Linked DNA regions of Homo sapiens: region 1 is linked to region 2. Evidence: chromatin contacts called from ENCODE Hi-C or POLR2A ChIA-PET data. All regions are on one chromosome and are shown on one strand. Each heading gives the region's core, a stretch centred on a gene start or an enhancer-like site at or near the end of the contact. The rest is flanking DNA. Distances are from core to core; before and after follow the strand shown. Region 1 overlaps COMETT (cytosolic oncogenic antisense to MET transcript). Region 2 holds the start of CAV1 (caveolin 1).

Region 1 (4,548 bases), core at 1,015-3,514, 110 kb before region 2:
GTTCAGGTCTGCTAACCTCCCGGCTATGCTCATTCATGGAGAGTGCTTCGAAGAGTGTTTGCAACATTTAGTCACAGTTTATCTTTGGTTAATTCCACATTTACTCCTATTTTTAATGTGTGTGAAAATGGCCCAGATTCATATGATTTGTTGCAGGTCAAACAGATATTAAGAAAAACTGCCAAGCTTGCACCGCTTATGTATAGTTATTTGTTGTGTATGTGCAAGTGTTTGTATGTGTGTGAGCACATAAGCATAATCTCTTTATCTACCATTCCTACATCCAAAAAGCTCTGAAAATTAAACTTTTTCATAAATTTGTGACAAATTCCAGTGGTGCAAAATCAAATCTAGTGTGAACTTATGTGAAGATATTTATAGACTTCACCTACACCAGCCAGTGTAACCCCTTATAGATTTCATTTTAGAAATAGTAATCTGTCTGATTATAGGGTACTACCCTAGATTATCTGAATATGATATGTAACATATGATACTTAACATAGGTTCTATATAATTGATTACATTTTAAAATCCTGAATAATTCTGAATTCTGTTCCCAGTAGTTTTGGATAAGTAATCGTAGACCTTCAATTAGTCCATAATGTAATTTCATTACATTAGTTTAGGCAGTTTTGGCTTATAACCATGCAACTCAGAAAATTCTTTACATATGTGATTCCCTTGGTTTCAAAATATGTGAAACCAGGGGGATTAAATGAGATAAACAAAGTGCTGTCTATGTGGTTATAAATATATAAAAATGAGGAGCTTAGTTTCATCACTACTATTTGTGGTCAGGAAGCCCAGGGTAAATTCAGTGTTTAGTTGTGACAAGTGCCTCATTCCAAGTTTCTGATAAAATCATCTGTCTCCTTTTCCTTTTCCTCCCCCTTTTTTGTAACTTTTACTTTATAGCCTTCTTTTATGTTTTTTTAAATTCTAAGCTGTATCAAATGTTAGCACATATGTGGGGAATGAATTAAAGATTTTCTACCACAAGTCTCACAGTAACTCTGTGTTCTGTTATTTAATCCATGGTGAAATTGAGGACTAATCAGTCAACTAATGTTTATAGTTTACAGTTCAGAATGTGTATGCTGAGTAGGCTAAGTAGGTTAGAGTTTACATGGATTTGGCCAAATTTGACATGATATATTCTTTCTTTTTATTGTAACCCTTATATTTAACCAAAGTCTAGATAAATGCAATGTCCTTATAATCTGTGTTCAGTCTCAACAACATCGACTGCTGAGCCCCACAGCACTGGATTTAGTCCCAGCTGGAGTTCCAGCTTGAAGGGCAAACTCATAACAGGGCCAGGTCTTTCCTTGTTTATAGGAAACTTCACCAATTGAAAATTTTGATCTGTCATATACTGTCAGGATAAATACACACACACACACACACACACACACACACACATATATATATACACACACACACACACACACACACACACCGCAGATGGGTGAGAATTGAACATCTTGAATTTTTCATTGTCCCTAGTCAGGATACTAAGAGTATATTTTGTAGATAAAAGTCATCCTTTTTGGTGTGCATTAGTCCCATCATAATATCACATGTGTTCCTAGTTATGTAAATTCAATTTTCAGATAATCAAGTTAAATGTAAGACATTTGCTTATTGCAATATATGCAGATCTCAGTGGAGGAGGGTGTTCCCTTCTTTTGTCAATAGTCCCTATAATATGGCAGTTACTTGGATTGTATTATTTAAAGGGCATGCATGATGTAATCCAACCCTGTCTTTTTACCACCAGATCAAACAGAAAATAGTAGGATCTAATGGAAAGATACAGGACTAAGAATCAGGTCTCATCTGGCTCTGTGACCTCAGACAAGCCAAAGCTTCTCTGGGCCCCGGTTTCTTCTTTTACAAAATGAAAGGGCTGTATTAGACTACCTTTAAACCTTGTTCAGCTCTAGAATGTTACAATTCTATGAGAATGACCATTAATAAGCTCATAGTCTGTTTTGGATCTTCACTGGGAGGAGAGCTCTAAGTATGGGACAGCTTTTCTTTGCTGGAGAATACACTTTTAAGCTTGAGACTCTGAAATGACTGGTGGAAAAGGGAGAGGCTTGCACCGGTTCAAGAGAGCCTTCTTTTCCCTAAGGACACGTGCTGTAGTCTTCTGACTGTTTAATGACGCAAGGGGAGGGGCGCGTCACAGCAGCTGAGCCTGTGGCTCTGACTTGGCAACTGACTCACTGGCGTCCTGGCTTCTGAACCTTGGAAGAGCCCATAGAAGCGGTAGTGCTGAGTCCAAGAGTATAGAGAAGTGGGCGGAGTGGACACTACCTGCTTTGTGGCAGAGCAAGCTCAGGTCTAGGAGAGGTGGTAACGGTGAGGCAGTGAGCATGGAGTCAGGTAAAAGAGGACCTTGTGAAGGAAGAGGATAATAAGCTTTGCATAAGCAATGCATGGAAAATGGACCCTGAATGATTAGACAGTAGACGCCTTTAAGGAAAAACTCATTTTGTGGATTACCTCAGATGTAATGGATATTCTTTACATCATACATAAAGATGAACTGTTTGATCTGTTTATCTACTACAGTCAGAGCACTAAGGTTTACTGAGTACTGTTGGCATATACTGTGGAAAGTGCTCTATATTCATTAGGTCTTTTAATCACATAACCATAGGAAGTAGGAATCATTATTCCCATTTTACAGATAAAGAGTCCGAGGTTTAGGTGACTTACATAATGCCCAATGACACACAGTGTTTCTTCTCTCCTGTGGAGACAGTTTGAATTCACTTTGGCTAAGTGAAACTGAAGGTAGCAGTCAGTGAAACCTGTCTCTTCATATGAGTGAAACCGAAGGTAGCAGCCAGTCAAATCTGGCTCTTTAGATATAGAGAGAAATTTAAATAATTTTTTAAAAAGTTTAACTCTCTCAGCTATGCTTGACTTCAGTACTCTGGTCTTACTAGGAACTGAACATTTTTATTTTAGTAGTCAGTCACTAAACATTGATTGTTTCTCCCCCTTTTCATTTCTGCTTAAGAATTCTAATCTACTCCCAAGGCAAATGGATACCTTTGGCCAATCAAAGAGAAGGTCAAGTAAAATGAAGTGTGCAATAAAGAAGCACATAAATATATTTCAGAAAAAAATGTAAGTTACAGTTTCTACTGTTGCTGGTCTTTGCTTTCGTCTGCCTTTTAACCCTTTCATGGCACGGTTATGAAGTCTCTTAGTTATCAAACTATGATCTTCAGGTCAAATCTGGCCATCTTATTTTGTATGGCCCATGAGCTAAGAATAATTTTTACAAATAAATATTTGCAATTTATTTGATGATAGGGAACTCTAACTTTTTTTTTTTTTGAGACAGGGTTTCACTCTGTCACCCAGGCTGTTGCCATGGTGTGATCATGGCTCACTGTAGCCTTGACCTCTTGGTGCTCAGGTGATCCTCCCAACTCAGCCTCCAGAATAGCTGGGACTGTAGGTGTGTGCTCCCACACCCAGCTAATTTTTCTATTTTTTATAGAGATAAGGTTTTGTCATGTTTCTCAGGCTGGTCTCAAACTCCTGGGCTCAAGCCATCCACCCAGCTTGGCCCTGCAAAGTGCTGGGGCTACAGGCGTGAACCACTGGGCCCAGTTAGAACTGTAACTTTAAACTCCTGATTAAGTGAATTTCATTCTTTTCATTAGTAGACCTGTATTCCAAAAGAATTGTACCGAATTGTTATAATCACTATATTTTGAATTTTACCAATAAAAATGTTGTGAAAATATATTTTCTTTCTTTTTATGTAAGTGTCTATGTACTATCCTTGATTTTGCTTCTTGGTCCACAAAGTCTAAAATATTAACCATCTGGCCCTTTAAAGAAAAAGTCTGTTGACCTCTCTCCTAAGGCATGAGGCTACAGTAAGAGATTTCTCTGTGCAAAAACATGCCCTGAAGAGGCAAACTCGGTAAGGTGAACAGAGGATACTTCCCTTCTCTTCCAATAATTGGCAAGAAACAGCCTTTGTTCCCAGAGAAATTTTAGAGAAACATGAAAACAAAACAGGTTTCAAAAGTCTCTATGCTTTTTTACCTTTCTTTAAACAACTTTCTTCTAAAAAACCTAACCAGGATTGTACAGACAGACATTCACTGGGCCGGTGCTCACACTATGCTAAGGAAGTTAATGTGTGCCCAGGCTAAATCATAGTTAGAAACAAATGCAGCCAGCCAAGTCAGGCATGATTCACGTCACTTAAGTACAAATAGCTTAAAGGGCACCTGAACTAATTCACAACTAATTAAACTCTTACATTTATTATCATCTAAATCTAAAACTTAGGTGATCTCTTTGGTGGGCTGTGATTTTTTCCTAATCACTATTAATATTTTTGACTTCAGTTAGCAATCATAATACTAGATGTACTTACTTTGATTTTTTAGAAATAACTCATATTTCCTTTCATTACTCCAAATGGTGAAATGTGTTTTGTTTTCACTTTTCACATCATACATTGATCCATTTAATATATAGGTTAGTATTTAATTGTGATAATAA
Region 2 (4,932 bases), core at 688-3,187:
TGCTAGGATAAAAGTGTAGTTATAGGAACTTCTACAAAACTCACTTTAGCTGAATTTCAGCTGAACTAACTATTGGGGGGAGATGGGGGAAGGGAGATGTAACGTTTCTGCCGACTGCGGGAGCTCCCACACATCAAACCCACAAAACTCTGTGTGTGTGTGTGTGTGCGCGTGTAGGGGGCGGGGTGGGGTGTGCGTACACGGCAATGCTAAAGAAGGATGCACGGGCTAACTGCCAGAGGAGAGCTGTCCCAGCCCTTCCCTGTTGGTCGCCTTGGCTTACCTTGACCACGTCATCGTTGAGGTGTTTAGGGTCGCGGTTGACCAGGTCGATCTCCTTGGTGTGCGCGTCGTACACTTGCTTCTCGCTCAGCTCGTCTGCCATGGCCTTGTTGTTGGGCTTGTAGATGTTGCCCTGTTCCCGGATGGGAACGGTGTAGAGATGTCCCTGCAGAGGGCGGAGGGCGGACGGCCAGGACGGGGAGGGCGGCAACGGCGGTGGGAGGAAAAATGCAAAAAGAAAAACAAGCGATGAGAAGTCAGCCTGGCGGCGGGGGAAACCTCGAGCTCGAAATCGAACTAACCGCTCCGACAGCTACGGCTCCGTGCACAGAAACCGCCTGCGCGTAGCCAGCTTTTTAAGAGGATCTCGCAGAGGACACCACACCCCTCTGTACTCTGCAGGGCGCGCCTGCCTCCCCCGCCCGCCGCCAGGGGTCAGGGCAGGCCCCGCCGCGCGGTCCGAAGGCCCCCGCCCGCGCACGCCCCGGCTCAGCACGCAGGACCCGCAGGACCCGCAGGACCTCGGCGGCGAGGGGGCAGCCGCAGGCTTCTCCCGGACTCCCTAAGCCGAGTCGCTCTCGCCCTGAGCGCTTCACCTGTTTCGCGTTCCCGTCCCCGGTCCCTATTACCCCTGCCCCGGTAATCCCTTCCAGCTTTATCTAAGATCCAACAGCAGCCGCCCGACCCGTGGAATGTTCCCTTTATCGCTGCTTCTTGGCCGCATCCCCCTCGCACCTGCCCGCGCCCCCCACCCTGCCTCGGCCCTCTCTTGTCCCTCCACGGCTCTCCCTGCTCAATCCGCCGTGATGATCACAATCCCGAAAGTCCCCATTTTTGGCGGAGCCAGGCACCAGACCCCCTAAATGTCCTAGAACTCAGTCTCACCTGCGCAGCTCCCCCGACCCACCCTCAGGGCACTCCCAGGCTGCGGGCGGGTGGCTGAAGGGCAGCTACGTGTTGGAAGACGAGGTTTCCACACCCGGGCAGAGCTCCAGCGCGTGGAGGGCGTTGGAAGTGATGGTGGCAGTTTGGGGAGGGGAGGTCTACCTCTCTCGGAACACCCCTGCCAGACGCCAAGATGCAGAAGGAGTTCTTGAGATGGTTCAAGAACTTTGGAAAGTGCAAACACACCGCGCGCCGCCTGCGGGACCTGCCGGTCTGGGCGCCTGGCGGAGAGTCCCGGGGACTGTCCCCAGGACTCGGGTAAATAACACCTCCACCCTGCACTCCACCTCTTCGAACCCCCAGCAGGCAGGGCCGGACCGCGGGGGTCCCGCGACAAGGGAGCATCCTAGACCCATCCAGAAAACGCGTCCTGGGCCCAACAGACCCAATCTCAGGACCCCAATCCCCTTTTCCGTGTCCTCCTAGCTCAGGGGCTCCCTAGGCCCCCTCTCCATTAGGAAAACATAAAACATTCCTGGCTTCTCTTCACCTCCCCGCCCAGGCCCATTCCTCAGCGGTGCCAACGCCAGAGGAGTGCTCCGAAGTGGAGAGAGGGCTGGGGCCAGGGCAGCAGTCGGGATATTTGGAGAGGCAGATAGCAGAAGCGGACACTCCCCGCACGCCCGAGCCGGCGCCCCCCCACGGATGCCTACCTCCGAGTCTACGTATTTGCCCCCAGACATGCTGGCCCGTGGCTGGATGAAAACTGTGAGGAGGTTTCCCTGGGCTGTGCTTTAAGGGAACTGAGGAAGGAAGATCTTGTATTGTATGGGGGGAAAAAAAGGCGCTGGAGGGGGGCGGTGGCTGGGAGGGAGCCTCCTGGCCGCCCGCCAAAGGTTTGTTCTGCTCGCGGTTGGCCCGGACGTGTGCTGCGCCGGGTCTAGGCACATCCCCAAGGTTCTGGCAGCAGAGGGCGGGGAGCGCCCGCAGCGAGCAGAGAGCGAGTGAGAACGTTTCTCCCGCGCTGGGGTGCTTGGGCAGATTATTTTAAACCTGAGGCAACATTTTCCCTGCTCTGAACCACCGAGAGGCGTCCCGGGGAGAGCGAATGTTTTCGCAGTGCATCATCTCAGCAGGGGTGGAGGGAGCCGACGCGCCTGCAGAGATGCCCAGTATGGGCAACCAAGGCGGCAGAAACAATCCACAATCCTGCCCTGTCCTAAGCCGTCCCTTCCCACCTCCCCCACCCCCCGCCCATCGCCCAAGTTCCATCTCTGCCTTAAAACACATGTGTCTCCCTGTTTCACAGAGGGAGGGATGAAAGACGGCTAGGAACCTTTAGGTACATTTCACATCTAAACTTTGTGGATCCCTTATGGAAGGAATCTGTGTGGGTGCCTGTGGTGTACTTTTGGTGACACTCGTTTACATCTAGTCGGTGTGGATGGAAACTTAAGCAGGCATGCAGAATTTAACATTTCCCATCCGTTTCTGAAATGTCTCCCAAACGCTTCGAAATAAGAAATGAAGATCTTTAACTTTTCTATAATTTTATTACCGATATTTTCTGGAACAATGGAATTTTATGCCAACAGGTTATGCCATATTTGCAAAATACACAAAATGTTTATAATTGTAGAATTATTTAAAGCTTCAAGTTTATTACCAGAGAAGATTTTTTTTTAATGTGCTTGGCTGTGAGGAAAGATTTGACTTTTCTAATTGACTAGACTTAAAAAAAATGTGATAGCGATTAAAGTATTTTGTCTGTTCCTGAATCTGGGGCTTCTGTCTTTACTTTATTGTAAAGAAGCACAAAATGAATTAAATAGTAATCAGTCATTTTACTCTTGAGCTGTAATTAATCAGGAAACTCATTATCCAAAAATGAAAGGACATGTTACTTATGCTTCCATATGCAGTCAAAAGTCAAAGTATCACTTGAAATTATTTTAAAAAAAAAGCTGGAGTACACTTGAAGGGGCACAGGTTAAAATTAAAATGGAGAGGGGAATGTGGGTTGGGAGTAAGAGGGAGGAGAAAGGGAAATGGATGGAATGCTGAAAGAGTTGATTATTTAGTTAGAGAGAAGACACAAAAGTATAAAAGAACTATAAAGGACAGGCTATTGTTGGTAGCAAAAATTTTTGGAACAAAAGATCAGTTTTAACTAAGAATGGCAGGGAAAGTGTCACAATGTTACAAATGTTGGCATGCCTGTAATTATGTTGGCCATTCATGATTAGCAGACTAAAGATCTTTCAAAAGTTGGATTTTCCCAAATACCACATTAGTGGGAGCTAAATGATGAGAACTCATGGAAACAAATAGGGAAAAAACAGGCACTGGGGCCCACTTGAGGGGTGGAGCGTCGGGGAGGGAGAGGAGCAGAAAAATAACTATTGGGGAGTAGGCTTTGTAGCTGGGTGATGAAATAATCTGTACAACGAATCCCTGTGACACAAAATTTAACAAACCTGCACATGTACTCTTGAACCTAAAATAAAAGTTAAAAAATTTGGAATGCTTTAAAATAAGCTTATTTATGAGTAAACAAATAATTAGGGTCTTCCTTCCTTCCTTCCTTCCTTCCTTCCTTCCTTTCTTTTCTTTCTTTCTTTCTTTCTTTCTTTCTTTCTTTCTTTCTTTCTTTCTTTCCTTCCTTCCTTCCTTCCTTCCTTCCTTCCTTCCTTCCTTCCTTCCTTCCTTCCTTCCTTCCTTCTTTCCTTCCTTCCTTCCTTTTCTTTTTTTCTTTTCTTTCTGACAGGGTGTCCTCTGTCACCCAAGCTGGAATGCAGTGGTGCATTCATAGGTCACTGCAGCCTGGACCTCTTGGGCCCAAGTGATCCACTTCAGTTTCCTGATAGAATGCTGAAACTATAGGTGTGCACCACCACACCCTGCTAATATTTTTAAAAAGTGTTTGTAGAGACGGGGGTCTCACTCTGTTACCCTGTCTGGTCTCAAACTCCTGGCCTCAAGCAATCCTCTTGCCCTAGTCTCCTAATGTGTTGGGATTACAGGCGTGAGCCACTACAACTGGCCAAAAAGTTGCGTTTTCTTAATTTCATTTCTGTCAGATTGCATTTCTAAATTCTTTGAACAAATTATATTAACAAATATTAACAAACACAATACACTAGAAAAGGACTGTCAGGTTCAATATGTTCTATAGTACCTAGCCCACCTCTAATGACTGCCATAAATTCATTTAATTTTTCCTTCATACAAGTCAACTGGGGTTACGTTCTATGGAAAAATGTGGAAACCACTTCCCATCTATTGTTATTCAGTCTTCAGCTGTGATGAGTAATGTTAACTGTGAAAAAAGTCAACAGGAACACAGAGGGAGCTTGTCCTGCATTCCAGCAAGAAAAGGACTTTCCAGGGAGGCCTTTAAGTGAACGCTTAACTAGTACTCAACCGAGGGAAAGCAATCTCGCTGGGAAAGTCCATGTAGAAAAGTCTAATCAACAGCAACACATGGAATCATAATGATCAGTGAAGCGTTGTCAATGCCAAAATGCATTCCTAATGAGAGGAAAAACCACAATCTCTTCATTAACCTGCCTCAACAAGAAGCTGGCACCAAAGAGAAACACATCTTAGTCTGGTTATAATAGCTGACTTAGGGAAACTGCTCTCGATTTATGAGAAATAAAAGGAGAAGAAGAACATTGTTAGCATAGGTACAAAATTGGAAATGAATAGATGATATAAGCAAAATTGTTTTTGTTTGATTCTCACACAGGTAACTTTGGGCTT

What was found. Hi-C counts contacts between places; a loop is a spot of excess contacts on that map. ChIA-PET counts read pairs that join two places held with the same protein, here RNA polymerase II (POLR2A). Pooled maps may share reads with other maps.
Region 1: a pooled map shows a loop between it and region 2 (4-fold over the local background). The contact joins the enhancer-like site here to the promoter of CAV1 in region 2. A Hi-C loop is called at or near these places in 6 of 37 single-sample maps with no recorded cell type and 4 of 50 pooled maps. POLR2A ChIA-PET finds 5 or more read pairs at or near these places in 2 of 52 experiments (MCF 10A and Panc1).

The regions. Positions count from the first base shown.
Region 1 is chr7:116,628,772-116,633,319 of GRCh38, reverse strand. All of the region lies in intron 2 of COMETT (cytosolic oncogenic antisense to MET transcript), which reads left to right. Among named protein-coding and RNA genes, the nearest start is that of MET, 41 kb to the left of the region's middle. RefSeq lists a silencer at 959-1,159 and an enhancer at 2,790-2,909. Within about 2 kb of position 2,264, at least 13 of the 41 ENCODE cell types and tissues checked have a DNase peak (open chromatin) inside an H3K27ac peak, as active enhancers do; they include Panc1, where a contact is called at or near this core.
Region 2 is chr7:116,522,041-116,526,972 of GRCh38, reverse strand. CAV1 (caveolin 1) reads right to left here and starts at 1,937. Exons shown (of 3, transcript NM_001753.5): 1 at 1,881-1,937; 2 at 284-448. The coding sequence starts at 1,910. RefSeq lists silencers at 236-335, 566-955, 3,364-3,658 and an enhancer at 3,584-4,224.